Linked DNA regions of Mus musculus: all the other regions are linked to region 3. Evidence: chromatin loops called from intact Hi-C (ENCODE). Cell type or tissue: heart. All regions are shown on one strand.

Evidence for each region. Hi-C counts contacts between places; a loop is a spot of excess contacts. Peaks named below come from ENCODE experiments on the same cell type or tissue, not always from the same donor. Only the 100,000 strongest peaks of a DNase experiment are listed, where the experiment ranks them.
Region 1: a loop joins it to region 3, with 7 times the contacts of the local background. A loop is called at or near these places in 14 of 42 quality-filtered maps.
Region 2: it touches region 3 in a loop (2.1-fold over the local background); 12 of 42 quality-filtered maps call a loop at or near these places.
Region 4: it touches region 3 in a loop (2.5-fold over the local background); 2 of 42 quality-filtered maps call a loop at or near these places.

What each region holds. Positions count from the first base shown.
Region 1 is chr11:62,546,409-62,554,408 of GRCm38, forward strand. It overlaps Ubb (ubiquitin B), which reads left to right and starts at 4,763. Exons shown (of 2, transcript NM_011664.4): 1 at 4,763-5,187; 2 at 5,732-6,805. The coding sequence starts at 5,738. The coding sequence ends at 6,655. In heart, no CTCF peak of the experiment used is centred here; DNase peaks (open chromatin) are centred at 3,453, 4,093, 4,643 and 5,073; H3K4me3 peaks cover 4,359 bases; H3K27ac peaks cover 2,653 bases.
Region 2 is chr11:62,535,461-62,543,460 of GRCm38, forward strand. Cenpv (centromere protein V) reads right to left here and starts at 3,801. Exons shown (of 5, transcript NM_028448.1): 1 at 3,396-3,801; 2 at 822-920. The coding sequence starts at 3,745. In heart, a CTCF peak has its summit at 3,419; DNase peaks (open chromatin) are centred at 3,271 and 3,771; H3K4me3 peaks cover 1,739 bases; H3K27ac peaks cover 1,393 bases; H3K27me3 peaks cover 1,991 bases.
Region 3 is chr11:62,452,186-62,460,185 of GRCm38, forward strand. Pigl (phosphatidylinositol glycan anchor biosynthesis, class L) reads left to right here and starts at 6,256. Exons shown (of 7, transcript NM_001039536.4): 1 at 6,256-6,509. The coding sequence starts at 6,275. It also overlaps a transcript of Ncor1 not described here. In heart, a CTCF peak has its summit at 4,444; DNase peaks (open chromatin) are centred at 4,746, 5,186 and 6,296; H3K4me3 peaks cover 3,986 bases; H3K27ac peaks cover 3,672 bases.
Region 4 is chr11:62,599,110-62,607,109 of GRCm38, forward strand. It overlaps Trpv2 (transient receptor potential cation channel, subfamily V, member 2), which reads left to right. Exons shown (of 15, transcript NM_001382489.1): 15 at 1,000-1,194. The coding sequence ends at 1,088. It overlaps Lrrc75a (leucine rich repeat containing 75A), which reads right to left. Exons shown (of 4, transcript NM_198861.1): 4 at 5,775-7,137. The coding sequence ends at 6,606. It overlaps 2410006H16Rik (RIKEN cDNA 2410006H16 gene), which reads left to right and starts at 3,768. Exons shown (of 5, transcript NR_030738.1): 1 at 3,768-3,914; 2 at 4,126-4,173; 3 at 4,488-4,537; 4 at 5,294-5,357; 5 at 5,546-5,697. Snord49b (small nucleolar RNA, C/D box 49B) reads left to right here and starts at 3,977; the gene lies at 3,977-4,039. It also overlaps Snord49a and Snord65. In heart, CTCF peaks have their summits at 3,747 and 4,745 (motif pointing right); a DNase peak (open chromatin) is centred at 3,682; H3K4me3 peaks cover 4,321 bases; H3K27ac peaks cover 3,499 bases.

The DNA.
Region 1 (8,000 bases), 94 kb after region 3:
TAATTTTAAAATTTTCCACACACACACACACACACACACACACAAATAAATGTAATTTTAAAATTTTCCACACACACACACACACACACACACACACACAAATAAATGTAATTTTAAAATTTTCCACACACACACACACACACACACACACAAATAAATGTAATTTTAAAATTTTCCACACACACACACACACACACACACACACACAAATAAATGTAATTTTAAAATTTTCCAAAAAATAAAAAGGAAGGAAAAACGGAAGCATGAAGTTGAACTCCTGTAATCCCAGTAAGGGGAGGCTGAGGCAAGACTGTGAGCTCAGGTCTGTGTGCCTACCTGGACAACAGAGTGAAACTACTTCGTGAAAACAATATGCTTGGAATGGTCATTTTTATGTATACTGTTTTTTGTTTTTGTTTTTTAATTTTTTTAAAGATTTATTTACTTATTATATGCAAGTACACTGTAGCTGTCTTCAGACACCCCAGAAGAGGGAGTCAGATCTCGTTACAGATGGTTGTGAGCCACCATGTGGTTGCTGGGATTTGAACTCCGAACCTTTGGAAGAGCAGTCGGGTGCTCTTACCCACTGAGCCATCTCACCAGCCCTGTATACTGTATCTTACCACAACTGAAAGAAAAAGTGTTTACCTTAAAATTTTATGTGTTTGTCTATACACATACGTGTGGGTGCTTGCAGAAGCTAGAAGAGGGTGACAGATTCCCTAGAACTGGTATAAGCCACCCGTGTAAGTGTTAGGAACTGAATTGAATTCTAGTTCTCTGTGAAAGAAGCAAGAGCTCCTAACATTCTTGGGCCTTGGTGGTGGAAGATGAATCTCTATGAGGTCAAGGCCAGGATAGTCTACATATTGAGTTCTAGGCTAGCCAGGGCTATATAGTGAGACCTCAAAACAAAAACAAAAACAAACAAACAATCCCCCCCCCCGATATTATGGAATTTTGTTCTATGTTCATTTCGGTACTCAATATAAACAATTTTTACCTTTTAAATTTTTCGAGACACTCTGCTGCATCCCAGTCTGCTGCATCCCAGTCTGCCCTTAGACTCACTAGGTAGCCAGACTGACCTGCAGTTTCCGACCCTCTGTCCTATGTGGCTGAGGATGGTCTCAGCACAGTTTATATGCTGAGGATTCTTTGGGGCCTACCAGGCAAGCACTGTACCAACTGAGTTACATCTTTAGACATTCTTTTGTTTGTTTATTTTTTGAGACAGGGGCATGTTTTGTAGTTTTAGGGTAGCCTAGAATTCACTATGTTGTTTAGGCTGCCCTCAAACTCTTAGCAACCCTTCTGCCCCAGCTCTGCAGGTGCTGGGATTCACAGGCATGAGTGCCTGACTATACATCTTTTAAAATTTCTGACTTATAATAAATTCTGTCTCCTAACTATGTTAAACAAATAGCTACATAGACCAGTGCACACAGGTGCCCACACAGAGGGAGGGTACTACCTGATATGGGGTGCAGGGAACCAAACTGAAGTCCTCTGCAAGAGTAGTAAGGGCCCAATTCCTGAGACATCTCTCTTGCCCCTTAATATTATATTTTAAATATCACCACAGACCTGAAAAGTTACAGTCAGAGCCTGGGCCCTGGCAGCCCTAATTAGTTAGGCGTGACCACCGGTCTTCAATAGGCCAATCAGACAAGTAATAATGAAAAAGAGAAAAGGGAGATTTACCCAATGTGGTGCCACTGGAACGAGGAACAAATAAAGACATACAGTGCCTTCCCCTCAAGTCTATCTTCAAAGAGCCAACATGAGGTTTAGATTTAAATAAAGGGGCTGTAGACACAGCTCAACTGTTAAGAGCATTTGACGCTCTTGCAGTGAACCTGAGTTTGGTTCCCAGCACCCTCATCAGGCAGCTGCTCATAACCACCTATAACTACAGGTTTAGGGGTAACTACAGTTCCAGGGTAACTACAGCTTCAGGGGTATCCAACACCCTCTTCTGGCCACTGCAGACACCTGTGTCCACATGCATGTATGCACACAGAGACACATAATTAAAAATGAGAAAATGGGCTGGTGAGATGGCTCAGCAGGTAAGGGCACTGACTGCTCTTCCAAAGGCCCTGGGTTCAAATCCCAGCAACCACATGGTGGCTCACAACCACCCATAATGAGATCTGACGCCCTCTTTTGGTGTGTCTGAAGTCAGCTACAGTGAATTTATGTATAATAATAAATAATTTTTTTAAATGAGAAAATATTTAAGTATAAGACAGTTGGTTATGTGCATAACTAAGCAGTTGTGATGGAAGTGTGGCCTCCACAGTCCTCACTGTCAGGACTCCAGTTTCTCCTTCAATGTGGTCTGACAAGTTGTCAGACCCGGGTGAAATCTCTACCTGAGAGAGAAATTCCTATAAGGCAAGATCCAGGATTTTAAGCCTTTTTCTTCTCTTAGTGTGAGATTCCTCAGTAAATTCTAATTCCTTGGGGTCTACTGTGTGAGAGGCCTGATAGCCCTAATGGAAGGACATACGTGTCTCAGAATACAAGTGTCTCTTTCCTGCCAGTACAGTTATGGTGGTACACACCTGCAATTCCAGCACTTAGGAGGCAGAGGCAGGAAGATCATGAGTGTGAGGTCATCCTGGGCTATATAATTGAGTTCAAGGCCAGCCTGATCTACATGAGACCCTATTTCAATAAATAAGTCTTTTCCTTTTCCTTCCTTTCTTCCTTATTTTTGTGTTTGAGGCAGGATGTATTCCTGGCTATCCTCGAGCTCAGAGATCCCCTTCCTCTGCCTCCCTAGTTCTGGATTAAAGGCATGTGTCACTGTGTCACTGCTGTCCAGTCAATACATATTTCTCACACGCATTTAGTTTCCACACTCTGGAGGCAGGAGGCAGAGGCAGGGGGGATCTCTGAGATGGGAGGCCAGCCTGGTCTACAGAGCAATACACATACACACACACACAGGTGTATTCATGTGTTTTAGGGCCTAAAGATGACACAATTTTTTTTTCTATTGTGAACAAAAATGGAAAACAGTTCCTTTTTAATTGGAGAAACATTGTTGAACTAACTCAATAAACTTCTAATCTCAAAATTTATACTGTCTTTTTTTTTTTTTAAATCTGTTTATAGAGGGCTGGAGCAGTTAAGAGCACTAGCTGCTCGATTCCCAAGCAGCCACACAAGTACTCAGCAGTCTGTATAGTTCTAGGGTATCTGGTACCCTCCTGAGCTCCTCAGGTACCAGATACACAGGTACTATATAGACATACATACAAGGAAAACACTCAGATATAAAATACTTTTTAAAAAAATCTGTTTACATCATGCTGGGCACGATGGTCCGTGTCTTTAATTCCAACACTCGGAAGACAGAACCAAGAGAATCTCTTGTGAGCTCTTGATTTACATAGTCATCCCAGGCCAACCAGGGCTACAGAGTGATGGCCAGTCTCCAAGGGGTGGGGCTAGGGGTGAACACAGCACAAGCAACAAAAACTATGCTACGGAAAAAAAAATCTATCTTGTCCAGATGCCATTCTTTTGAAATATTATTACTGGGTTGAAGTCACCAAACGATCTACTTTGAAAACAAAACAAACTAGGAAGCAATAACCCGTCTGGCAATTGCTGGAACTTACCCCAATGAAGTCATCGCATCAATCATAAGATCAGCACTCTGGCTGAGTCTGTGCCTCAAAATGTCTGACTCAGACATACTCTGCTTGTTGAAACAAGGTCCGACTCATGCTTCCTAATAAAAATAAAATACTATGCAAAGGAGACATTTTCTGAATTTCAATTCACTTCAAATAAAATTCTACCTGCTCTTTATTCTAGAAAGCAGACTTTGGGCTGGGGAATCAAACTGGAGCTTTTGGTTCATGCTAGGCAAACCAGCTATGTTCCTAACGTTTCCTTCAGTAATATGGTAATAACTCGTAAACCTTTACAGAGTGAAGTTTAATCTGTTAGCGTAGCTAGACTTCTTACTGTACGGAAGCCGGTAGCCTATGCAAACAAAACTGTTTACATGGCCATCCTCGTGACTCCGCATGACAAAGCAATCCGAGCAGTTCTGCTCCTTCCTTGTTGATCTCGATGAGGGAAAAGCAACCACACCCAAAACCTCAGAACCTAGTCCTGAGGTTGAGGTTCTAGGATTAACGGGCCCCTTCCCTTCCTTTGCACAATAGACATCCCAATGGGAGAGGTGGGTGAACCCCGGGTACTGAGTCTAATAGGCATTTCTCCTCTTTCCTTCCTTTGTTTGTAGATTGCTGGGGAGGGAGAGAATCTGTAAGTCCGGCCGGGCTCTGGGCTGGGTCTCTGGCTAAATCCTCAGCTTCCAGCCCGGCAGCCACCCCACTCCCACCCACATCTGGGCCCGTGGGCGGCTAAGCCACAAGACAAAACAACTAAAAACACTGGCTACGGAAGCATCAATGCTCATACTGGAGGGGGCCTGGGCGAAGCTAGAGTCCAGCCAGGGGGAGCAGGGTGAGGTCGCAATTCACCCTGTGGCGTAAAGCCGCCGAGCGATGGGTGCGAGAGAACCACGGGGAACTCGGGACGCGGGGTTCCGGACGCGGGAAGAGAAGACGCCCCTCCCCCACCTCAAGCAGGAAACATCAGTATTTCGCTAAGGCGAGCGCCCGCACATGCGCACTCGGTTACTTAGCAACGTCGACGTTAAACTGCCCGAGAACCGAGCCCAGCAACAATCGAGCGGCCCGCGACCTCCACCAATCAGCGTCGGCCTCATCTTTGACTCCTCACCAATCAGCGCTGGCGCCGCAAGGAGGTTTCCAGAGCTTTCGAGGGAGGGCCCTTTAACTTGGATTCATCCGCGTGATGATTTTTTCAATTTTTTGCACGAGAGGAGACGAGACGCCGGGAATACAGTGTCTCTCGTTTGGTAGTACTCTTTTCTTTGGTTCTGAAGAATCGGGAGCTCGGCAAAAACGCCTAATTGGTCTGGGGGAGGTGGGGGCCCGCGGAACTACTTTCGGTGGCGCAGGAAGACAACAGCTACGTAGGAGTGAGCAGTCACGCAACAGACGCTGCATAAATAGCGGCTCGCGCGGCCACTGAGCTCAGTGACGAGAGGCTTTGTCCGGTTCGGCGGTCTTTCTGTGAGGGTGTTTCGACGCGCTGGGCGGTTTGTGCTTTCATCACATTTGTTAACAGGTATTTGTCTACGGCGTTTGAATCATGGGAGGATTTAGAGAGGGGGCTTACGTGGTGCTAAGCGGGCCTTTTTTTTCTTGGGGTGGGGGAGGGGAGCGAGGTGACGTGACGCGGCAACGGGCCTTCCGGGAAGAGTGGGCCTTGGTCGCGTGCGCGGAGCGGGGGCGGCCCTGGCGCGCGCGCCAGGGAGCTTAACGGACGCTTAACCGATGGAGAGTCCATCGTGGTTATTTCAGTGGGGGGAGGCAGAAAAGAGGTACTTCTCACTCGGGCATTGTTTATTACTTGAATTTTTATCGATGGCTTCTGGTCTGGATATTTTTTATTTTCAATTTATCATGTCTATTGTTAGCGAACTTGGATGCCCCGCAGTTGATGAATGTTCCAAATGCCAGTTTAGTGTTTTGGAAAGGTTTAGCAGTTTGAAACCATGACAAAACAGGTTTTATGTTATGACAAAAAGGGGAGGAGTTTTGAGTAGAAGTATTTTGTAGGGAATCGAAGATTTTAGTAGGCTTTTAAATTTTTACCTTTTAAATTCAAGGTCAAAATGCAGATCTTCGTGAAGACCCTGACCGGCAAGACCATCACCCTAGAGGTGGAGCCCAGTGACACCATCGAGAACGTGAAGGCCAAGATCCAGGATAAAGAGGGCATCCCCCCTGACCAGCAGAGGCTGATCTTTGCCGGCAAGCAGCTGGAAGATGGCCGCACCCTCTCTGATTACAACATCCAGAAGGAGTCAACCCTGCACCTGGTCCTTCGCCTGAGAGGTGGCATGCAGATCTTCGTGAAGACCCTGACCGGCAAGACCATCACCCTGGAGGTGGAGCCCAGTGACACCATCGAGAACGTGAAGGCCAAGATCCAGGATAAAGAGGGCATCCCCCCTGACCAGCAGAGGCTGATCTTTGCCGGCAAGCAGCTGGAAGATGGCCGCACCCTCTCTGATTACAACATCCAGAAAGAGTCAACCCTGCACCTGGTCCTCCGTCTGAGGGGTGGCATGCAGATCTTCGTGAAGACCCTGACTGGCAAGACCATCACCCTGGAGGTGGAGCCCAGTGACACCATCGAGAACGTGAAGGCCAAGATCCAGGATAAAGAGGGCATCCCCCCTGACCAGCAGAGGCTGATCTTTGCCGGCAAGCAGCTGGAAGATGGCCGCACCCTCTCTGATTACAACATCCAGAAGGAGTCAACCCTGCACCTGGTCCTTCGCCTGAGAGGTGGCATGCAGATCTTCGTGAAGACCCTGACCGGCAAGACCATCACCTTGGAGGTGGAGCCCAGTGACACCATCGAGAATGTGAAGGCCAAGATCCAGGATAAAGAGGGCATCCCCCCTGACCAGCAGAGGCTGATCTTTGCCGGCAAGCAGCTAGAAGATGGCCGCACTCTCTCTGATTACAACATCCAGAAAGAGTCGACCCTGCACCTGGTCCTCCGTCTGAGGGGTGGCTATTAATTATTCGGTCTGCATTCCCAGTGGGCAGTGATGGCATTACTCTGCACTCTAGCCACTTGCCCCAATTTAAGTTTAGAAATTACAAGTTTCAATAATAGCTGAACCTCTGTTAAAAAATGTTAATAAAGGTTTTGTTGCATGGTAAGCATATATGGTGTCACTTGTGAAATTCTGTGGTGGCTTGGGTGGTGGGGGCTCTTAACTGATTATTTTGGGCATGATTTAACTAAAGATTGGTCTTGACTAAAATATGCATCATTTACAGCTTATACTTGTATGACATCGCAATTTTGTTTAGTTAATGGCAAAGCCTTAATGTCAGTTTGCCACAGAAGGGGTGGGGCTTGCCATACAGCCTTTGTAACTTTGCTTATTTAAGTACTTTTTTAAATTGGTGGTTTGGGGGGTCTCTAGGTCACACTGATTTGCATATGATTGCTTGGGTAAGATACCAGCAGGTTGGATTTCTTAATGCTGGTTGTGATAATTCTTTAGGAAGAAAACCACCTACTTGGAGAAATGGTAAGTAATAGAAAAGAAAATTAAAAGCTATTACAGTGAACACCTGTCATTGGAAGGTTTGTGTCCCTTCAATCCCCAAAATTTTCAGCAGTATGGACCCTATGTGCCTCTGGTCTACAACTGAGACACATGATTTCCCAGCTTTAGCTATCATTTTGAAATGTGATTTAAAAGACATAGAGGTTCGCCAAGAACTGGAACTTGCCAGATTATTCAGTTGTAGTTAATGTCCTAAGGTTTTTTGGTTTTTTCGAGTTTCAGGGTTTCTCTGTGTAGCTCTGGCTGTCCTGGAACTCACTTTGCAGACCAGGCTGGCCTAGAACTCAGAAATTCACCTGACTCTGCCTCCTGAGTGCTGGGATTAAAGATGTGCGCCACCACGCCCGGCCTAAGATTTTTAAAATGCATTTGTAGCTGGTACTTTTTCATCTGGAGATACAGGTTTGTAGAGTAAAAGAAATTCCAGCATTCAATCCCAGGACTGCACTAAAAAAACAGGCCCTTAGTGTCAGCACTGGGGGGAAGCAGAAGCAGGACTACCCTAGTCTACATTGAATTCCATGGCAGTCTCCAGGAGAAATGGAAATGAGATTACAATCTCAATAATTGTTAAACGCTAGCCTGCTGTGTGAGCTCCTTTCTGTATATGAGTATGCATTTCAGCAGTAAACCAACTTGAATTTTAAAGGTGATGGGAGACCATCTATGTTCTCATTTACTGAGTGTAACATGCATACCGGGGATCAAACCCAAGTGGTGTAGTTTTAAGGCAAGCAGTATAATCTGTGCTGTCTCACCAGCCCTCTATTGGATCCTCCACCCC
Region 2 (8,000 bases), 83 kb after region 3:
TCTGTAATGGGATATGATGCCATCTCCTGGTGTGTGTGAAGACAGCTACAGTGTACTCATACATAAAGCAAATAAATAATCCAAGAAGCAAGCCTTCCACTGTTGGTGGTGGTACCATGGGCCTCATGCCAAGGACAGAGAGAGATCCAGCACACAAAAAGCTTCCAGGTGCAAATACACTCCACCCGATTACTTCCATGTAGTTTCACTGACAGACTCCTAAGAAGATTCCACTCAAGGTGGGATTCCCAGTAACCCAACCGGGAATTACTGGCAGCCTGATCCACCTCTGCTAATCACCCCTAAGTCAGTGGGATCAGTAGGAGGCACGAGCCTATAAGCCACAGCCCTGGAATCCCTGCTTTCTGTCTCCTGAACTGCGCTGCTGTACAACTCTGTGGTACACACACACACGGGCTCCCGAACACACAAACTGAGGGTGTTACTCTGAATAACTCAGAATGTTTAGCCTTCTCCCACTCTAAAAAAAAAATATCCAGTGAGAAGACTTGGCAGGTAAAAGTACCTACCACCAGCCTAGTGACTCCATCCCACAAGTTGTCCTCTGATCTACGCACACAGTAAAAGAATTACATATAACACTTTTTTTTTTTTTTTTTAGTTATCACTGAAAATTTCTAGTTGTACACATGGCAAAGAAGAGAACAATGAACCCTTGTGTCCTCGGTACCTGATGTAACAGTTATCAGCTCATGGCCAACACTGTCTCATCCAGACCCCGACTCCCCACATTGGTCTGAAACATGGCCTATTTTGCTCTTCAACTCTTCTAAGCCAATTTGAGAAGATAAAATACTCACTTGCAGTCAAAGATGTGTAAGTCTGCTGAAGCCCAAACTTCAAAACGAACTGCTCCACAGTGGCAGCCTCCTGTGTGCTTCACCAGGCCCTGGTACTCACTAAATGAAATAAAAACTAGAGCATAAAAATTTCTAAGAGACAAGCAGGGGTTTTATGGCCTGGCTCCTTCACGCTGACTTTTTGTTCTTAAAATAAAGCCAGGCTCATTCATATATATATATATATATGACATATATATATGTCATATATATATATATATATATATATATATATGACAACCAGGTGCATCTCATAAAAGAGGTTCAGTATTTTCACTGGGAACTGTCTTGAATTTTATGACTGCAAAATAAAATATACCCAGAATTCAGTAAATATGAGGCTATGAGAGAAGTCTGGCACATTTGCTCCCACTCCCAACATTTTTATTTATATGTCAACTAATTAGTTTTCTTTCTTTCTTTCTTTCTTTCTTTCTTTCTTTCTTTCTTTCAATTACAAGCTTAGGACCAAGATAAAAACTTTACCAGCCTTAAGCAGCCACTAGGCAAACAGGCCAAATAATATTCAGTTTTGATTGTAATAAAGATGGTAACAAGTGGCTATGAAAAAGTAAGACAGGTCGCCAAGTTGCCTTCTGCGGGGCAACAAAGGCTCCTCTAACTCCACTCACTCTCCTCACGCTTCCCAAATCCATGGCTTTTCACACAACTGTATACAGTTGGAGCCAGCCCCATAACTCAACAGTAAGATTCAGTGGACATCCTGAAGCCCCTTCCCCAAAAGACTAAATATTCTGGCCAGAAATAAACGAGACAATGTTTCGCTGTGACTTCTGATTAACCACCACAGGGAAAAACAGCAAATAGCCGCTTCAATTTGCCATCTGACTAGAGGCAAAACTGAAAGCTCGCCCAGGTTTCTCTAACAAGTTAACATCTCATTTTCTTCTTCTATATACAATGTTTATTGTAAAAAAAAAAAAAAAAAAAAAAAAAAAAAAGCCAAACAGTTTAATAACACATTGAGAACCCTCCACCCCTGTGATCATCCCACTTAGAGAGCCCGTATTTGCTATCCATTCCTCCAATTTTTTGCGATATTGGAACCAAATGTTAGTGTATTTAACATACGTTTTCTTTGTATAAAAGTTAGCTTAAAAGACCATAGAGTGGATGTAAGCAAGCATACAGCACGCTATTCTGGTGAGTGAAATGCCTCTTTTCCTGCCAATATTTTTAGTATCTTTTTTAAAGATCATTACCATTTTGTTTTAGGGGAAAATATTACCTAAAAATTTTTGCTTTGTGTGTGTGTGTGGGGGGCTTTTTTGTTTCCTTTTGAGACAGGGTGTCAGTGCAGCTCAAGCTGGCCTCAAATTAACTATGTGGTCAAGGATGACCTTGAACTTGTAGATCTTCCTGCCTCCACCTTCCAAGTGCTGGGCTTACACACGTGGACCTCCTTCTCGCTGGCTTGCTTCTGTTTTCCTTTCTCTCTTTCTCTTTCTCTTCGGAGAAAGGATCTATCTCTGTAGCCCAGGCTGCACTTGAAATCACTGTACTCCTCCGCCTCGGCCTCCTGAATGCTAGGATTGTCGGCATGTGCTACTGTGCCCAGCTCTACTGAGTTTTATATAGTATCATTTAGATCTCCCAGTAGCTAGTACACAACAGGTACTCCGTGTTATATTTCATTTTTTTTAAGTTTTAACTGATTTTTGTTTTAATGTTTTAAAGCATTCAATTTATAGCCCAAGGGGATAAAATTGAATAAACGAAACAGATAGAAAGCTAACTAAATACTCCAGTTCTTAGAGGATCCACCAAAACCAAGAGAACTAATTCTGGGACAAAGACAAAAGAGCATCTTGTTGTTATGAAAAGTAGTTCAGGTTGTTAAACAATTGTTGGGTTAACGTTAGTTTTCTTTGTCTTTTATTGTTCTTTTTAATTCATCTGCGAGTGAGGGCTATAAGACAAGGGTACTGGGTTTTTCTCGGAGCACAATGGGTAAAGGAGGAAGGGGTTCACATTACATTTGCCAAAGAGCAGGCATCTGGCCAGAGTAGTCATCAGCTCTTTTCCCCAATAACGGACCTCAGATCTGCTCCTTAGGCCACCAAAGAAGCTGGAAGCACTTCAGAAGCACAGACTGGGGGAGCTGCCAGCCCGGACCGGGGATGAGAACATAACACCTTAACTCCCCATTCCCCCTGCAAGCGCCCGTCCTGGACAACGCTTTGCGCGCCTTTCCCTCCGAGATCAATAACCGCACCCTGCACCCTCCCTCCGGGGAACTGATTAGAACAACCGGCCTTCGCTCCTCGGGTCACTAAATTCTCCACTTCGACCTTTCCTCCCGCCCACTCCCCGAAAGCACGTGCAAAAACGGGTAAAACGGTCTTGGTAGCTGGCAAGCCGGGGGATGTCTGTTTTTTCACCCTGAGGGGCCCTTCCGCGCACTCAGCCCGACACCGTCCGGAGCAGCCCGCCAACGGCTCAGCACTCAGCCCTCGGGTCCCGCCGCCCGTGCGCACCTCGCGTGTGCCGGCCCGCCGCCCCCGACACACTCACAAGGTGTCCAGCAGCAGCTTGGCGGCGCCCTCGAAGCTGAGCCGTTGCCGCTTCTGGAACGTCTCCCAGCGCTCCCGCTGCTCCCCCAGGTCGAGCGCCGACACCGAGGCGGCGGGGGTGACCGCCGGCGGTGGCTCCTCGGCGGCCGCCTCCTGGGCCCGCGGCGGTGGCTTGGGCCGCGGCTTTGCCGACGGCTGCGGACCGACCGCCCCGCCCCCGCCCCCGGCCCCGGCCCTAGTCCTGCTCCGGGAGCGCTGCGCGCGGCTTTCGCCGCCGCTCAAGCCCCCGGTGGCCCCCGAGCGCCGCTGCTCCCGCGGGCCGGTGGCCACGGCACTGCGAGTCCGCCGCATGTCTCCCTCAGCCGGGCTCGCAGGCCTCTCGGCTCTGCGCGCTCCCGCCGGCCGATGCGCGTCCCCGCCTCCGACAACCTGAAGGCCCCGGGGGTGGTGCGCGGCGCTCCGGAACACGCGAGCTAGGGACCCAACTAAGAGACCCTGGCCGTGGGGCCGGCCGAGCGCTGAGGGTCTAACGAGACCGCGCCTGCACCTGCGCTTGCAGGTAGCGGTGCCCGTTTGATCAGCGAAGGAGCTTCCAGCCTCCACTGACTCCAACCACACATTTCTAACTGGGGACCTGGGTCAGGCCTCAGTTCATAAATTCACGGCCACATCAGAGCTGGCACGCTTGGGTGACTTCGTGGTTTCCAAGGTGGTAACACTACCAACTTGGCAGAGGCCATCATGTACCTAATGTGAGCTAACGTAGTATGTAAATTGTCGGATATCTGCTACTGGAAGCATAAATGACAGCTGGAGTCAGTTTGATCAATGGTCAACAGGTTTTTTGGTGGTTTTGCAGAACTGAGAATAGGACCCACAGCTTTGAGAAAGCACTCTTGCACTGAGCCACATTCCCAGCCCTAGATTTTGTTTTCAATTTTAAGTAAATGGATCCAGGATTACATTCCATTCATAAGCTTTTGCAGAATACCGTATTGACGTTTAAAGACAAAAATCCCAAGAACCATCCACTGCGGTATCCCAGATAGTCTCCAAACCCTTTCAGTTGTTCTCACACTTTTAAAGAAACGTTTTCTTTTACTCGTTTTTGGTGCATTTTTCATTTTTCAACTTAGTTCTGTTTTTGTTGATTTTATTACAATATAGAGTCCATTTATTATCTTTAATGATGAAAATATGGGTTTTCCCAAATACAGCTTGATTAATTCATAAATCCTCATTAAGTTTTAACACAAAGTTCTCAATAATTGAAACTTCCTAGATGCATAATTTGTTTTGGTGTTTCCTTTGTGCCCGTATCTTAAATGTACAGATTTGCATGCACCAATTCAGATGTGGCATATCCTAGCCACATCTAGACTATCTCCAAAAAGCAAGCAGAAGTGACCACTGTTTTGTTTTGGCTTTTTCTCACTGTGACTTACTTTCGCCTGTTTTGTGTATTTAGAGACAAGGTCTAACCGTGTAGCCCTGGCTGGCCTGGAACTCACGAATAAGGCTCAGGTTTATCTTAGCTCACTGTGATCTGCCTGCCTCCACCTCCTGATACACATTACAGTTTTAAAAATCTTTATTCAGGAGGAGAGCGAAGTATGCGGGTGCATGGGGAGCAGAAGACAGTCTACACCATGAGTTCTCTTCTTGCACCAAACAAGCTGTCTGGTGACAGGCACCTTTACTTGGCTGCCGGGCTTGTTTGAGTCAGGGCTTCATTCTTTAGCCTAGTCTAGTCCTAGACTCACTAAGTAGCTAAGGCTGGCTTCAAACCTGTACCTATTCTCCAGCCTCAACCTCCCAAGTGCTAGAATCACAGGTGTGATCTACCACACTACTTTAGCCTATCTTTGAATGTCATTTCAAAAATAGCATGTACATTGTTAAATCTAATACTGTTCAACATTTTGGAAATAATTGATATTATATATACACACATATATACATATATGTACATATATAATTTATTGATGTCAATATGATCTATGCGGATTGGCTTTTGTTAATGCAACACAAACAAGGGTCATCAGAGAGGGAACCTTAACTGAAAAAAAAATGCCTCCATCAAATTAGTGGGTAAGTCTGTAGGTCATTTCCTTGATTCATTATTGATCACCATCACCCCTGGGCAGGTGGTCCTGGACTCACTCTATGAGAGCAGGCTGAGCAAGCCTGTAAGCAGTGTTCTTCCTTCATGGCTTCTGAATCAGTTTCTGTCCTGACTGGCACAGCAGTGGGGGAGAAAATTTACATAAGAATATATCACCGTTTATTTTGTGTGTGTGTGTGTGTGTGTGTTGCAAGTGTATGTCAGAGTTCAATGATGGGTGTCTTCATGGTTCTCCACCTTCATCCTGAGGGAGGGTTCCTCACTGAAACGGGAGCTCACACTCTGCCTACACTGGAGGGTCACTGAACTCAAGGAGATGACTTTCCCTAGCAGCTCCACAGTGGGTGGGGCTACAGACTTGTGACCCCAGTGTCCACTTTTATATGGGTGCTAGGAATCCTAACTCAGGGCTTCATGTGTGTGTGGCAGGCTAGCCCCTAGTCCCCTTACATTTATTCTCTTAACTACTTTTGTTTCTAATTTGTACAAATGTGATAAAGCTTGTATTCACTTTTACATTTTTACCCAAGTCTTTTGGTAGATCAGTTTCTCTCCAAACATTCAAAGTGGAATTTCTGGTTCACAGGTTAAGACTGTGTTGTGACCAAGTCTTATGTAGTCAGTGTTGTCTTATTCAACAATCCTCCTGCCTCTACCTGTCACAGATGCTAGGACTACAGGCATGTGCCACCATGCCTAGCGAGCATCATTCTTTTTAAGGAACTATGAAGGTTTTAAGCTGGCCGGCCGGTTTTATGCTCTGCCAGCACTGGATGAGGTCTGCAGTTGCTCCATACCTCACAGAAGTCACACCGCTGGTCTTTTCACTTAGCTTTTCTGAGGCTGTGCCATGACATCACTTCCTTCGGTTTCGCATTTCTCTGTCCTGTAGTAATGCTACCTTTTCATTCGGTTGCTGAACTTTTGGATGGCTTCTGTTTGGGAATCCTTTTGGGGCTAAAGAGTTGGTACGGTACTGCTGTTGTAAAGCTGGGTTCCCAACACATACTTCGGGCAGCTCACAACTGACTGTAACTTGAGGATCTGATGTCTCCTCAACTTCTTGGGCACCTACACTCATGCATGCACATACCCACAGACACAATTAAAAATAAATTGTTTTTAAAAGACAGTCCATTTTTTAAAGTCAGGTTTATGTCTTAGGCTGCTTTCTCTTGCTGTGATAAACACCATGATCAAAAGAAACTTGGGGTGAAAAATGTTTATTTCATCTTACAGCTTACAGTCCATCATTGAGGGAAGTCAGAGAAGGAATTCAAGGCAGGAACCTGGAATTAGGAACTGAAGCAGAGACCATGGATGAATGACTCTCTTGGGTTGCTTTTTATTTTTATACAACCCAGGACCATCTGTCAAGGGCTGCACTCCCCACAATGGGCTGGGCCCTCTCACATCAATCGAGAAGAAAGAAAATACCCAACAGACTTATTGTCTTAGTTACTTTTCTATTGGTGTGGTAAGACACAATGACCAGGACAATTTATACTAGTTCATTGGGAGCTTACAGTTGCAGAAGGTTCAAGTCTATGACCTTCACAGCAGGGAGCATGGTGGCAGGCAGGCAGAGGTGGCACTGGAGCAGTAGCTCAGAGTTCACATCTGGTTCAAAAGCAGCAGCAGACAGAGACGAGACTGGTCCAGGCTTTTGAAACTTCAATGCCCATCCCCAGTGGCCTGGTCTACAGAGTGAGTTCCAGGACAGCCAGGGCTATACAGAGAAACCCTATCTCGAAAAACCAAAAATAAATAAATAAATATATAAACAAACAAAAGACAGGTTACTAGAGGTTAAAGGAAAGGGAATGGGGAGTTATTTAATGGCTTCAGGGTTCCTGTTTTTTGTTTTTCTTGTTTTGAGACAGGGCTTCATTATGAAACTCTGGTTGCCCTGTAGCTCTCTGTGTAAACCAGACTGGCTTCAAACACAGAGAGTCCCACCTGCCTCTGCCTCCTAAAGGAATGAGCCACCACCATTTGACTTAAAAGTTCTGTACTTGGGGCTAGAGAGATGGCTCAGTGGTTAAGAGCACTGGCTGTGTGCTTCCAGAGGTCCTGAGTTCAATTCCCAGCTCCCACATGGTGGCTCACAGCCATCTGTAATGGGATCAGATGCCCTATTCTGGTGTGTCTGAAGATAGCTACAGTGTACTCATATATCTTAAGAAAGTTATATACTTGATGTCAATGCATCCTATAAAACTGGGCATAATTTTGCTTATAATCTCAGCAGTCTGGAGGTAGAGGCTGAAGGAGCAGAAGTTCAAAGTCGTCCTTGGCTATGGAGTGAGTTCAAGGCCAGCCTGGGCTGAAGAAAAGACTTGCTTATGCAAATTTCACATAAAAATTTTTTGTCGGGGCTGGAGAGAGGGCTCCGCAGTTAAGAGCACTGACTGTTCTTATGAAGGTCCTGAGTTCAAATCCCAGCAACCACATGGTGGCTCATGACCATTTGTAACGAAA
Region 3 (8,000 bases):
CATACCCTCAAAATATTCAAATATAAAGCAAAACTACATCTATATATGGCTATACACTCTAGGATTCTACAAATTACAAATTGTAAACAATTTATTTTAACCAATTTAATTTGTTTTTGAGATCACAGCTAAAAGTTAACAACAATAAGGTATTAAACTGAAGAACTACACAGGCACACATCAGTGTGCTTGCCATGTCTCTGACTTTCAAAGGCAAGTGGGTAGAGGACACAGGTTGTATCTGAAGACTACACAAGTAGCTTGCTTGCCTTCCTTCCTTCCTTCCTTCCTGCCTTCCTTCCTTCTTTCTTTTCTTTATGGTTTTTTGTTTGTTTGGTTGGTTGGTTGGTTGGTTTTTGTTTTTCGAGACAGGGTTTCTCTATATAGCCCTGGCTGTCCTGGAACTCACTCTGTAGACCAGGCTGGCCTCGAACTCAGAAATCCACCTGCCTCTGCCTCCCAAGTGTTGAGATGAATGTTATCCAAGTAACTTTCTGACCACAGGAGTTCCTGGGGTAGCAAAAATGGCTCAGAAATATGGTAAATGTTCAAGGAAAAAAATAAACAAGACCACAAAAATACCAAAATAAAACCAGGTGATCCACGTAGCTGCTGCTATGCTGCAGTGGTTTTCATAGTTTTTCAACATTCCTAAGGAGGCCTGATAGAGAAAGAAACCCCCTCTTAACCATTAAAATTACTTTTTGTATCCTCAAATACAAGAACAAAATATCAATTACTCTGACTACGGAGTTACTTGTATCTATAATTCATTTAAAACTAAAAAAAAAAAAATTTAAACTAAAAGCTCTTATTTTTGCCTTTATAGCATTTAACATAAAAAGTACTTCATACTAGCTACAACAACTAAATAACTGAAAATATACACGTCTCTGATCTTTAAATAAGTCTGTTCAGAGCACTTCTGATCAGCCTTTATTACTTGCTTTTACACCATGGTCTAATAAAATATGTGTGAACAAAAGAACAGATGAAGCCAGGCGCTACAGTGCCCACCTGTACTTTCAGCTAAGTAGCTGTGACATAAGAATCGACTGAGCTCAGTTCTAGGCAGTCAGCCTGGACAACATAGACCATCTCAAGTTAGTAACAGAGATGGTAAGATGACTTAGTAGATAAAAACCCCTGCATCAAGGCTGCCAACCAGGTGCTCAAACGACTCCTGAAAGCTGCCCTTCACTTCCCAGACCTGCCATGGAACATACACACTCGCAATAAACAAACAAATGTTTGATTTTCTCTGTGTAGCCTTAGCTCCCTTCATAAACCAGGCTGGCTTCAAACTCACAGAGATCCACTTGTCTCTGCCTCCAAAGTGCTGGAATTAAAGGCATGCACCACCACCACCCAGCATAAATGTATTTTTAAATAGTTAAAAAAAAAAAAAAGATGGGGGTAACTAAATGCATAAGAACAGTACCATTTCCAGGACCAATAAAAATATGAAAATACAACTAAAATAGATTAAAAGATATAATTAAAAATGAATAATAAAACAGAGGAGGGGAAAGGAGAGATCTAAAAAGTAATAGCATGATATTCACCTCCATCAATCTCTGGCCTAAACAAAGGCCTTTGATTTCTAAAACAAGTGACAATGACAAAAAATTCATTATGTCACAAAAATGAGTAAATAAATGCATGAGTAAATCTTCAATGCTATAAAAACTGGAGTGACCTGAATTTGCCTGGTCCAGAACAAACTACAATCCAATTAAATCCAAAGAGGTTAACTTCCTGCATTTTCTTTTTCTTCATCTTGCAGACAGTCCAACACTTTGAGTTCACTATGTATTTGTTCATTTTTATTTTATGTGTAATAACTGTTTGCCTACATGTGTGTATATATATGCGCATCACATGTGTGCCTTGGAGGACAAGAACATCAGATCCCTAGAAGTGGGGTTACAGACAGCAGTGAGCTGCCATATAGGTGCTGGGAACCAAGCCTGGATCACCTGCAAACAAAAGTGCTCTTAACCATGCAATCATCTATCCAGTCCCAAGTTTATTTTCTTTAATACAAGAGACACCAAAAGATGGCCTAGTAAGCCATCACTGCAAAGAGAGGCCCATTGGACTTGCAAACTTTATATGCCCCAGTACAGGGGAACGCCAGGGCCAAAAAGGGGGAGTGGGTGGGTAGGGGAGTGGGGGGGGTGGGTATGGGGGACCTTTGGGATAGCATTGAAAATGTAAATGAGGAAAATACCTAATTAAAAAAAAAATACAAGAGACACAGTTAAAATTATATATTACCAGCTGGACCGGATGGCTCAGTGGTTAAGAGGACTGACTGACTGCTCTTCCAGAGATCCTGAATTCAATTCCCAGCAACCACATGGTGGCTCACAACCATCTGTAATGGGATCCGACGCTCTCTTCTGGTGTGTTCTGAAGACAGTGACAGTGTACTCACATATATAAAATAAATCTTTAAAAAAAAAAAAAAATATATATATATATATATATATATACTCCTTTTTCTTCCTCTTTCTTGAGACACAATCTCACTGCTTAAACCTTTTCTGGCCTAAAACTCACTATGTAGACCAATCTTGCCTCAAACTCACAGAGATCTGTACATACATAATGTTAAGATTACCATGCCAGGCAATATAATCTTTTTTAAAATTTATAGGACAGAATCATAGCTATATAAATACATGAGCAACAGGTATATTCTGATGAGTTGTAATGTGAATACTTATTCTTCTAACTGCACCGTGAGATTTGCAGATAAAGCATTACTCTCACAGAAGCATAATCCTTTTAACCTGTTTAAAGCATTTTCATAATTTTTTTGAAAGAAGGTCATGAATATCCCAGATTGGCCTCAAACTCAATATATAGCTGTAGACAATCTTGAACTTCTAATCCTCCTGCCTCCAACTCCTGAGTGGACATGTGTCTGCTTTTATGTGGTGTTGGGAATCAAATCTGGGGCTGGGTGCACACTACCTAAGCTCTCTACCAAATGGGCTGTAGCCCCATTCCAGTTTCATAACTACTTACTCAGAGTAGACTCACAAGAACAAAACCTGTGAAAAGAGTTTTCCTAATTTTATAGATAAGAAAACTAAAACACAGAAAAGTTTAACATGTTCTAAATGCCAGTTAATTGCAGAGAGAATTACAATTCATAGTATTACAGTTTCCCAGGAGGAGTATTACAACATACAGTAAGCTTTTGCTAAAAGATAAGAAGTGTTTTGGTATGGCAAGTAATCACTTTCTAGATATTAGAACACACATACGGTTTGATTTTCATTAACAGGTGCACTTAAGACAAAGCAACTGGAAGCTATAAATATTAAAATAAACTAAACAACCACTGGAGTTTTCTTTTCTTTTTTCTTTTTTTTTTTTTCTTTTGGTTTTTGACACAACAAAGTTTCTCTGTCTAGCCCTGGCTGTTCTAGAACTCACTCAGTAGATCAGCCTGGCCTTGAAATCACAAAGATCTACCTGCCTCTGCCTCTGGACTGCTGAAATTAAAGCTGATTCAACCTCTGGGCTGTAATAGAATGAGAATGTAAGATTTTTATCTAGTTACTTAGCTTTATTTCTTCTGTAACTTTTACACATATCTAAGTAAGTCAGAGCTTGAGCCCAGACAAATATGAACTGTCTCATCCAGTAAATGTATGTTAAATTTTAATATATTAAATGGGGGACATGGAGAAATATTAAAACATCTCCCCAAACTATTAAAAATTAAATAAAGTATGGCAGGTACAAGCATTACCACATAGGCAGTGACAAAGGGAGTTCCAGGCCAGCAAGTGCTATAGGCGTAAATGGTCTCAAGCAAACAAAATTAATTAATTTAAAACATCAGCTCTTCATTTATCCACCAGATACTATCCTTGTGAATGAGAATCATCATCAAGTATTAATCAAGATACCCTGAACATATGAATGACTGTGTGTAGGGCAGTTTTACATCCCAGGCCTGTTGCTCTTTGTATACAGCCATGTTTAGGCTCCCACCAATTCTCTCACCAGGGTGCACACAAGGAATGTACATTTCAATACAACAGGATATAATTAGGATAGCAAGCAAATCTGGTGCAGGTGAATATACTAGACTCAAAGATTAAAATTACCCATAACGCTACTCTTCAATGTTGAACAGGCACTGTGGCAGATACAACCTGGCATTTCTTAGGCAAAAATACTTTCCACAAACATCACTTATTACCATCCACTTCTTTGCATGACTATTCTTGGTCCACACTAATTCTAAGAACGCAGTATCCTTTCCGTTAAGGTTGCTTTCTCAAGTACTTTCTCAAATTCCGGTCGTCGTTGTCTCCCAAAAAAAAAAAAAAAAAAAAAAAGGGGGGGGTGCAATCTCCCACTTGGCACAAGAAAACACCAATAACAAACGGCAGAAGGCAGAGGGTGCTGCTCTTCGCAGCTGCACCACTACCAACCCTTCGCCATTATACCTCAAGTGGGCCAGTTAGAAAGGTGAACTAGTTTGCTCTTCACACTTGTCCATCGCTGTCACCCTCCTTAACCCCTTCCATACTAGTCAAACAGCCACCAACTCTCCCTCAGAGTGGGCCTAGGACGGTCACCTGCGCCGGCCCCACCCGAGGCCCTCCATCCTCGCATCCCCTTCGCTGATCCCGCGGTGGCACCGCACGCCCCTTCCCAAATGGACAGATACCTCGGGCTGATGTCCGCCCGCCTAAGGCCATTCTTCCTCCAAACTCCAGGAGCCTCCACTCGTCTAGCCTGAACTCCCCACCGCACCCGACTCGCCCCTGGGGGAGGGAGAGGAAAAGACCTGCGGTTTGGACGGGCCCTAACCCTGCGTCCTCCGCGACGCCCCTGGCCTGGCTGATCCGAAGCTGGCGCCCTGGGAGCCCGAGGAAGCTCCCGGGCGAGCAGGGCCCGGAGGCCGGGGCTGCAGGCGCCGAGCCTACTCACCGGGAGCTGGCGGAGTGAGAGCCGGCGCGCCCCACGGCCGGACGACCGGGGCGCGGCCCCGGCGCGCGGCCCTCCGCCCGGCCCTCGCTCGGCAGCGCGGCGAGCTGGGCGCTCACTCCAGCCGCCGCCGCCGCAGCTTCGCCACCTTAGCCGCCATCTTGCCTCAACCCCACTCCCTCCCCCTCAGGCCGGGCGGCCGCGCTGAGGCGGCTCAGACTTGGGCTCCTCCTCCTTCCGGAGGGTTGGGGAGACGACTCCCTCCCCGGGAGAACGGAGTGCGGCTCTTACCTCGGCCTCGCTTCCTGGGTCGCGGACGCCGCGCCGGTTCTTTTCAAGTTGTCCCTCGCACTCATGCCCGCCCCGGCAGCGCTGCCTCCGGCCCGACCCGCCGCCGCCGTGGCAGCCATCGCGTCCTCGGCCTGGAGCGTCCCCGCGAGCCTGCCACTCCCGCGCGCCCGGGGCCTTCCCCTCAGGCGTGGGAAAGGACCGGGAGCCCGGCGCGAGGTTAGCCTTGCGACCCCTGCGCGCCGCCAAAGCGGCTACCCCGTCCCCTCGCCGCCAAAGAGAAACCTCAGCCCACGTGGCTGGGACGCACGTTAATTTCACACCGAGTGTTCCTCGGCATGGCGGGCGAGGCCTCCTCCACGGCGTGGCTCCTTAATCTCTGCCTCTTAAGAAAACTTAAGGGGCCTGCCGACCTCACCCTTCGAGTGAAATGACATTTCCTCTTAGCCGCTTACTTTTTCCTCTTGCAAAGCCGCCATCTGAGAAAGAACAAACGGTGACCCGCTTCGGAAAAACTTTTATTCCGGATAACGGGCTGTTTTATACAAAGTTTGAAGTCATAAAACGAGTTGAAAGGAGAATGCTGACGTTTGTTTTAGAATGCTTCCCTTTTGGCCGGCGTGCTGACACGCCTGAAATCCCAGCTCAGGAGGCAAAGGAATGGGAATCATTGCAAACTCGCATGGTCTGCATATAGTGAGTTTAGGGGAACACGCAGAGAGAGACGCGATCTCAAAATAACTCTAAAAATGCTTCCTTCCTTTTAAGCACACTGAACGGTAAGAAAGACACTTAAGACCGCAAAGTGCGGCTGAGCTCTGAAACTGGAGCAGATAGAGGATTCCGCCACCGAGGAGACGGGGCAGTATGGGTGGAAGTTTCCACGCTAGACCACGAATCTTGGTCTCCAGCCGCCGCCGCACTCTGACCCACGGAACGCAGTTTCAGCCGGTTCCGTTTTCCCGCAGGGAACCCGAGTCCACCCGCAGCCTGCCTTCCTGCGCAGGCGCAGTGCCACTTACCCGGCATGGAATTGGTGGGTTTCTTGTGTGTGGCCGTGGCTGTCCTGACTTGGGGCTTCCTCCGGGTTTGGAACTCAGCGGAACGAATGAGGTCTCCGGAGCAGGCGGGCCTGCCGGGAGCCGGAAGCCGGGCCCTTGTAGTGATCGCGCACCCGGACGATGAAGCCATGTTCTTTGCTCCCACCATGCTAGGCTTGGCACGCCTGGAGCAGCAGGTGTCCCTGCTCTGCTTCTCCTCAGGTAGGAGACTGTAGGAGGGTCGCTGGGTTAGGGAACTAACCGATCTTAGTTAACTTCTTCCGGAAAGGTTTTCTGTCGTAGGTAGCTACTTTCTCTGTGCTGGTCAGTCTGGGGACAGAAACAGCCGACTTCCCAGATAGGTTAGGGAACCCCGAGCGAATTCCATCCTAGCCAAATCGAGGAGCAGAAAAGTGGTTGTTCATCATTGGTTCCGTTCAGTACCTTCATGTTCCTTTGGGAACTGCGACTGTACTGGATGTTTTGGGTTTTTTATAAAGACAGTCTCACTGTAATCTAGCATCCCAGGCGTGAGCCGCTGTGCCTGACCTGTTATCCTGAGGAACCGTCTATTTGCAAAAGGATCAAATAAAATCATGCACCAGACAATTTGAGCTGTATGGTGTCTGCTCAGCCCACCAACTTTCTTTCCTAATAATAGCAAAAGACCTTCCTGCTGCTTTGAAACCCATTTTCTGCTACAAAGATTCATGTGTCAAATTGGGAGATTTTTTGTTTAACTTCAGACAAATAGAAATACATTTATAGATAATTTTAGAGTTCATCTGTACCCAGCTATTATTAAAAGAATTCTTCAAAAATGAGACTTGAATAATGATACAGACAAAAACAAACGAGAAAACCAGGATACCCTAAATATGGTGATGACTGGACAATGTGAAGTGTATACATACAGTGGGTGAATTTTATAGCAAAGTATACCTCAATAAAGCTGATTTTCAAAATTGCTCAGGACCTTTTTTCCCATGTGGTTGTTGTGTTGTTCTCTTTTGGGGGGCCAGGGGTGTTTTTGTTGTTGTTGTTTTGTTTTTTTGTTTTTCTAAACAGGGTTTCTCTGTATAGCCCTGGCTGTCCTAGAACTCACTCTGTAGACCAGGCTGGCCGAGAACTCAGAAATCTCCCTGCCTCTGCCTCACAAGTGCTGGGATTAAAGGCATGCGCCACCACTGCCCAGCTTCTTCGGGTGTTTGGTTGGTTTGGTTTGGTTTGGTTTGGTTTGGTTTGGTTTTTCGAGACAGGGTTTCTCTCTGTGTATAGCCCTGGCTGTCCTGGAACTGGCTTTGTAGACCAGGCTGGCCTCGAACACAGAAATCCGCCTGCCTCTGCCTCCTGAGTGCTGAGATTAAAGGTGTTCGCCACCACGCCCGGCTTTCTTTTTTTAATAACTGATCTTAAACAGAAATCATCAGGATTGATTTATAAAATTGGCTGAATTTGGGAGAATTATTTCTGGTTTTTAAACAGAATTAATGTAGATTTATTAAAGAAAAAAAAAAAAAAAACTCCTGAGAGTGGAGAGGCTCCAAACAAGGAAAGAGTACCTTCTTTTCTTTTCTTTTTTTAATTTACATTTTATGTATTAGTGCTTTGCTTGTATGCATGTATGTGTAGCACATGAATGCATGGTGTGCACAAAGACTAAAAGAGGGTGTTGGATTCCCTGGAACAGGAGTCATAGCCAGTTGTGAACTA
Region 4 (8,000 bases), 150 kb after region 3:
CTTCACAAAACGCCAGGATAGCGAGTCATTTGGGTGCTCATCTGGTCCAGGTGTTTTTTTTTTTTTTTTTGGTTTTTCGAGACAGGGTTTCTCTGTATAGCCCTGGCTGTCCTGGAACTCATTTTGTAGACCAGGCTGACCACAAACTCAGAAATCCACCTGCCTCTGCCTCCCAAGTGCTGGGATTAAAGGCGTGCGCCACCACGCCCGGCGATCCAGGTGTTCCATACCCAAATCCCAGTCTTTCTATGAGCTAGCCACACTGGCTTGATTGGAAACAATCCCAGCAGGTAGTGTGCATGTAACTCTAACCTTCACACCTAGACGTGGGCCCTCTGCCCACTCCTCCTATCTGATGCTGACCCTTGGCCTCTCAGGCATCTGCTTACCCTTGCACCTCTGTGCCCACAAGGTGTCTCAGCATCTACCCCAACCTTCAGACAGAATTTTCTGCTTCAGGCCTGTACCACTCCCTTCTGGATAATGTCGCCAAGGTCTTCACAGGCCTTATGCTACACAGCTCCAGAAGGGCCATAATCTTCGCTATCCCCATGCTGTTGTCAAGGTTCTTCCTCAAGAGTTCTGTCATCACAACAGCCATTCCCTCTGCAGTACTCTTTGTTCTTTATGTGTCTCTGAGCTCTCATCTTCCCGGGGTGTCCATCCATATCCACCCCCAACCCCAAAGGAGGGTCACCTCTCTCCTTTGAGCTTCCTGACTTGTTTTCCCTGCTCCTCAGTGTGCCTCAGAGGCTCTGGTTTCTGACAGAGCCTGTCAAATCTGTGGACCTTTGAGTTTCTGTGGGGAGACCCCTGAGTGGTCCATGGAGGGGTCAGGGGATTCTGGGAGGAGGGATGCAGGGAGGTGAGGTTCCAGGATTTGCTGTTATACCCACAACATGGTGGGCTCTCAAGGCTGTGGCCCTCCTGTTTCCCTGTCACCTCCTTCCAGGGGATGCATGGAGGGCAAAGTCACAGTGATCCTTGTTCTATTTACAGGTTATAAAAAGAACCCAACCTCTAAACCTGGGAAGAACAGTGCCTCAGAGGAAGACCATCTGCCTCTTCAGGTCCTCCAGTCCCACTGACGGTCCAGATGCGGCAGCAGCAGGCTGGCAGGGTAGAGTAGGGAATTTTGCCAGCCACACCCGAGGCTACTGAATTTTGGTGGAAATATAAATATTTTTTGCATAACCAAGTCTTCTAGAAGTATTATTTTAAAAAGTTACTGGGCCGGGCGTGGTGGCGCATGCCTTTAATCCCAGCACTTGGGAGGCAGAGGCAGGTGGATTTCTGAGTTCGAGGCCAGCCTGGTCTACAAAGTGAGCTCCAGGACAGCCAGAGCTATAAAGAGAAACCCTGTCTCGAAAAACCAAAAAAAAAAAAAAAAAAAAAAAAAAATTACTGGAACGTTGCCTCTGGTCGTACTTGCATGTGTCTCTAAGAGCCAACCTGGGTCAGGGGCTAGTCTGCTCAGAAACCCTCACCAGCCACACCTCATTCTACTCCTGTCCTCTTCCACAAGACAAATGAAGCCACTGTCCCACCTCTAGGATCACGGTCTCCTTCTGGAAGCTCTGGATCGTTGCTCTCACTCACCTGGGCTTCAGCTTCCCACTTCTCTTTACCACTCTTTGCAGGAAAGCCAGAGGACCTTCTTGACATAAGACAAGCAAGCCCACCTCTGAACTCTTTGGGTCTGAGAGCAGTATCCTCGGCCTTGTGCTCTTTTTTTGTTTTTTTGCCCATGAGTTCCAGACCCACCCAACCCTGTACTCCTTTTGTTTTCAGGGGAGTTTGATGAAAAGTCCTTAGTACTTTTTCTTAATTATTCACAAAGCCTGAAGGGCTTCATATTTGGCTCTTTGACTTGGCGTTTGCTAGATGTTTCTGCAACTTGAAACTCCCAGAAGGGGGAGGGCAAGGGAGAGCTGCACCTCTGTTAAAGATTCAAGGCCAAATGACTCAAGATTGAAATTAGTGTTCAAACCAGAGCTAAATTATTTTGGACTATTTTTGGTCCCTTTGAAGCCATCCATATCCCTTGCCCCCGAGTTAACATCCTTGTGACTATGAAAACCTTATATTACTATTCTTGACAGGCCACTAATTTCCACACATTCAAAAGCTAAAAACATCATTGGGCAGCACCTGAAACCTACAACAGAGTCCTCATCTTTACTGTAACTTGCCAATTGAGGTCCCCACCAAATGACTTTCCTTGTTCTGTAACAAGTTAGGCAATGGTGGTGGCACATGCCTGTAATCCCAGCACTCGAGAGGCAGAGGCAGGCAGATCTCCAGGTTCAAGATCAGCCTAGTCTACAGAGCAAGTTCCAGGACCGCCAGTGCTACACAGAAAACAGCACCTGTCTCGAAAACGGCACCAAACCAAAACCAACCAACCAACCAAGCAAACAAAAACCCAAGACACTTCCAATATAGAACATGGTATTTGGGGACCCATGAATCTTGTGTTCCTGGCCATGGTCAAGCATATTTGGCTCCAAGGGAAATTATCTTATTCCCTTTAAGAATGTTTTGGCCTGGACTTCCCTCCCTCCATCAAAATTCTGTTTATTCCTCAGACCACCAAGATTGCAGTCTCATGACCACCTGTCTAGTTCTGTCAAAATGAGTTGCCTCCTCAGCCTATTTGCATAAGAAGTGCATGCAAGCACTTATGTGTGTGTTGCTGGGTAGAACCCAGCATATCATATATACTAGCTCAACAGATTTTGCACTGAGGTGTTTTGAGACAGGATTTCATTCCGTAGGCCAGGCTGGTCTTGAACTCACAAGAACCCTACTCTAGTCTTCAGGTTCACATATCCCAGGCTGACCTCATAGCTGAAGATGACCTTGAACTTCTGATTCTGCTGCCTCCACATACCCAGAGCTTGGGAGTTTGTCACAATGTCCAGTTTATGAGGTGCTGGGGATGGAGCTCAGAACTTCATGTTTGCTAGGGAAACACTGCATCCCCAACCCTTGAGAAAATCAAACATACTCATATACTGAAGGCATAGCATTAGCAGTTTTCTATTACCTATGCCCGATGCAAGTCTCTCCAGTCAGAAGTGGAAAGAGCAGGGGGCAATGGAAATGGATCAAGAGCTCTTCTTGATTCTACAGTTCTCTAAGGAATGTGATGAGGGCCGTCTGCATAGGGCCTTGAGAGACTCCGTGGATATGTTGTAAAAATAATGGGGTGCAGAACGGCCCCAATCATTACACTTTTGTAACAGCGTTTGTCTTTGAACGCGGTTTCGTGTGTGTTAGCGTAGATGAGCCAGGCTCTCCACCACCCAGTTAGATTATATAGGCCCGCTTTTTTTTTTTTTTTTTTAAATTTAAAATAGAGACAGGGGCTCATTAAATTGCCCAGGCTGGACTCGAATTCTTGCGTCGGGTTCCTAATCGATTACGATTACAGGCCTGCACTGTCAGGTCTGACTACACATTTCACACACTACACACGTTCACAAAGGACTAATAAGTCAGGGAAGACAACGAGGACGGAAAACCGCGGAAAGGATGTCGAGTCCGCGCTTAACCCAACACGCAGGCGCGCTGGAGCTCGCGCGCTCTTCGCTACCCAGAATCCCCCGGGGCGGGGGAGACCACTCGCTCAACAGAACGGGGGAGGCCTGGGTCGCGAGGCGGGCCGCTGGAAGTTCCCGTGAGCCTTTGCCGCCCTCACCTCCCTGGGGTGAGGAGTGGTCTATTCCTAGCCCTTAAGAGGAGGGCGCTCACGCGCCGTCTTTCTCTGCGGCCATCATGGGATCGTGCTCTTCTCGCTCGTTGAGCTGGTCCCTTCGCCGTGGCCTGCTGGTGACGGTCTGGAGCGATGCTGAGCCCGGGCCCAGCCTCTCAGCTCCGCCTTGTGCGCTGCACAGATCTAGGGGAGCCTGGTAAGTCGAGGTCTGCATCGCGGGGCGCCGCGCGTGGGCGGGGTGTCGGCTGCAATGATGATGAAACTAGAAAAAAAAGGAAGTGCCGTCCGATGCGACAACTGACGACATCCCTAGTTAGCTGACTGCAGTCGTTTAAGCCTCGGCGACCCAGTGCTGAACACAAGTGTTCTAATTGCCCCTCATGACTCTTACTCTTCTAACCTTTCAGACGGGACGTTGACAACGTGGAATAGGAGCAGTATCATCCCACCATGAGGTAAGGGTTTCTGGAGTATCAGGTGGGGTTCATAGACAAGAGGCTGTGTAGCTTTCGCTCCAGGGACTCCCAACATACCCTGGCCCATGTGGGCACATACATAAATTTAAGACGTGTCTCCATTTAGTGGCTGGAACTACTAGTTGGAGGACAGCAGAAAGCTTGACTGCTGTGATGAGATGACTAAGTAGGAAGTGCCGTCAGAGTCGATAACTGACGATAACTGCTCCTGGCTGACTGCAGTCAAGCCCACACCGGTGGCTGGGGTTTAGGTTTAACTTGGGCTGGACTTTTAACAACTGCTGTACTTCTAGGTTGGGGATTTAAGAGTGGAAGATTGCCAACAGCTGTGGCCTCCCATGAGGTAAGCTTTCAGCTTGGGATTTTAGACCGTTTTGATTTGAGCTAGAGTGTTCATGTATGAGCATCAGTTTTGCCTGTACTCAATACTGGTTGTAGCTGATGGGGGTGGTTAAGTAAGGCAACAGTGCACAGCTCTTACTGTAGAGCCATTTTTTTTTTAAGATTTATCATATCTAAGTACGCTGTAGCTGTTTTCAGATGCACCAGAAGAGGGCATCAGATCTCATTACGGATGGTTGTGAGCCACCATGTGGTTGCTGGGATTTGAACTCCGGACCTTCCGAAGAGCAGTCGGTGCTCTTAACCACAGAGCCATCTCCAGCCCCCTATAGAGCCATTTTTGTGTGTGTTTGCTGTCTTGATGCTAGAAAAAAATGGCACCGGACTTAGGTGGTTGTGAGCCACAATTAGTGCTGGCAGTCAAACCTGGTCTTCTAAGAACTTAGACCTTCTAGTCCATTAACTTGGGTCTTAAAATTTTCAGTTAATGTGGTCTTACAATTGAACCCAGTTGGGCTGGTTTGGCTAGTTGTAAATGTATTTTAGTAATTTGAAAAATACTTCCCTTTTAGGTCTAGGATGTGTTAAGAACTGTAGCTTTCTTGAGAAGAGGCAGGCAGAGTTCAGGCCAGCCTCGTCTACAGTAGTGAGCCAGGGCTACAAAGAAATCCAAAAGAGAAAAGCCAGGGTGGGAGGGCAGCCATTGATTTTGCAAGGCTGTTATATATAATGTCCTGTTTTCTGCAATCCATTTTAGGGTGTCCCCTTTCAAGTTCTCAGAACGGACGCAGGACTGCAGATCTGTGCTGGCAGCAGCAGAGGTGAGTTGGTCTGTACAGTGACTATCTGTTATTACTCTGAGAGATATCAAATGATGATATCACCTAAAATAGCTGGAATTACCGGCAGATTGGTAGTGGTGAGCCTATGGTTTTCTGAAGATATCATTAAATGTTCTAAATGCCATTGATCCAGGCAGGAGTGATTCTGAAATTCAGCTCTTTTGCAGGCTATATTCCCAGAGGAGTCTCCAGCCGGCCTGAAAGCAAATATCCTAAGTGACATGTCTGCCAATTTTGTTCTGGGTGGGCACATTTGGTAATCCTGTCTGTACCACAGGATCTTCTATGCCTTTTAAAAATAAACATTTGTTTATAAACCAGATTGCCAGTGTTTTGGATGAATTAAGTTGTGTGTACAGCTAACCATCAAAGCACTCTAATAAAGCACAGTCCGTATTGGTCCTTGAAAACATGTATTAGAGTAGAGTGTCAGGTGTTAGGCAGTCCAGCTTCAGCACTGTAAACTTCTGGGCAGTCTCAGCTGTTTGCACAGCTGGACTTGGGCAAAGATTCCAAAGCATTTAAGGCACCCACACTCAATCCCTGTTCTTGGCTGCAGTGCCATGCAAAGACGCCATCTTGTTTGCTTACCTGGCCTGTAAGGCTGTTCTTCCCCATAACCCCATGAGTTCAGACTTTGACCACTTAATTCAGAACAGTTCTCTTGGGCTTGAGTTGGGGACTAGGAGTGTTTAAGGGTGTTAGGAACACCCAGTTTTCCCTCTTTGCTAAGTAGGACTGGTTCTAGAGGTGAGTTTTTGAAAAGCCAATACAGGGACTAGATTATGGGAGGACCTGGTAGAAAAAGTTGTGCTGGTTGGTGGATAAGGGAGCTAGGCCCTATATAGATAAGATTGCCTAAAAGGTCTGCAGCTTAAACTGGATTTTCCACACTTGGTATTCTGAAACTTACTGCCTTTAAGAAGGCCTTGGGAAGTAGGCAGATGCTCCTAGAGTCTTAGAGTAGGTGCCTGTGCCTAAATTGTAAGTGGGCCCAATAAAGAACTTCTGGTCCAGATGCACTGGTCTAGGAGGACAGCTGAATGGAAACATCCGAGCCCCTTGAGCAAGTACTGGGAGTCGGGTTTGAGGACAAACTGGTTAGTACTCTGATCTCATCCTAGTGAGAGTTGGGTAGGGCTGGCCAGACCATCTCCTGATCAGAGGGACCCTGACCTGTCTTGGCTGTCCAGAAAGGACTCACTGGTTAGGACCCCTATTGTGATGTCATGTCTGAATCACACACTCTGTACTTTCCTGGCCCCTGGCAGGTGTCACAGGACTCCCTATAGGGTCCTGCTGATCGGTACCTTCCCTGGCTTCTTCCCCAGTACCTGGCCCCTCACCCAGCTCAAGGATGGTTGGTAGGTGGCCCTGTTTTGGAGAGCGCTTCCGGAGGCTGAGCAGAAAGGGCTGGGGTAGTGAGAAGATGTCCACATTGTTGCCCAGGTCAATCCATGTGACATTGGGGAATTTGCTGGGGTCCTTCAGGGTGTCAGTGAGGTCCCTCAGCAGAGCCCGGGTCAGTCGGTTGCCATTGAGGGCAAGTGTGGTAAGACGAGGCAGGGTACTGAGAGCTGGCAGTAGCTGCAGAACCATGTCATCTGTGAGGCCTGTGAAGCCCAGCTCCACGCTGTCCACCTGTTCTCCACAGCGCTGAAGGTAGCTGGTCACTCGCTCGAGGTCCCTTGAAGTCAGTGGAATGCCTGACAGATCCACCATGTTGTCTGGAGGATTCCCAGATAGGAGGGCCTTAAGGCTGAAAGAAAAGGAACCAGCAGGTTAAGCAAGCCAGGCAGGTCTTTACTGGAGGCAGTAGTGGTTATCACCATGGAGAGATGGGGGGGGGGGGTCCTGTTTGGTTGTGAATCCCCAGTGTCTGCTTCAAGCTGAGCAGAGTAGGCAGAGCGTGGTCTTGGAGGCTGCCATTCCAGTGACTCTTCAAGCCTATGTTTTTATATGATGCCTGCAGTTCCCTCTTAACTCCTTTGTTTTCTACCCTGTACTCTACCTAGTTAATTACAGTCTGTGCTTCACTTGCCTAAAAAAAATATGGACCTACCAACATCATAGGGTTATGAGGAACACTAAACAAAGTTGTTCAACAATGCCACCTATAGGAAATGCTGTCATTGTTAATCACTTGGCCTGAGCTACATCTGTCTTGCCTCCAAGAGTTGAAGACAGCAGGTTGGTGAGAGGGCTTCTGGAGCAACAGCTGCTGGAGGATCGATGCTCTCAGCTTCTCCCTCTCCCTGCCATCTGCTGCCCCTGGCCTTGTTCTGGAGCCCAGACCACTCGGCCTGGTGGTAGGTGTGCCCCCAACCTACCACACCCATTGGTGAGCTACTGGTTCCAAGCAAGCCCCGTGTCTCTTACACTGAGGACAGTTCGACTTGCTGCAAGAGTGTGTTTACACTGTCAGCTCAAAAGTCACAGGCAGCTCCCCTTGGGCCCTCTTGAAGCTGGGAGATGAATTCATTTTGTTCCTTGGAAACTGAAGGGTAAAACTCAAACGCGAGATTCAACTGCCTCGAATCCTGCCTGCAATTCGTTGGTTGTGACATTACTGTTGGGTTCTACGTCTATGTCATTAACAAAGTCAACCCAGCATCCTGAAGA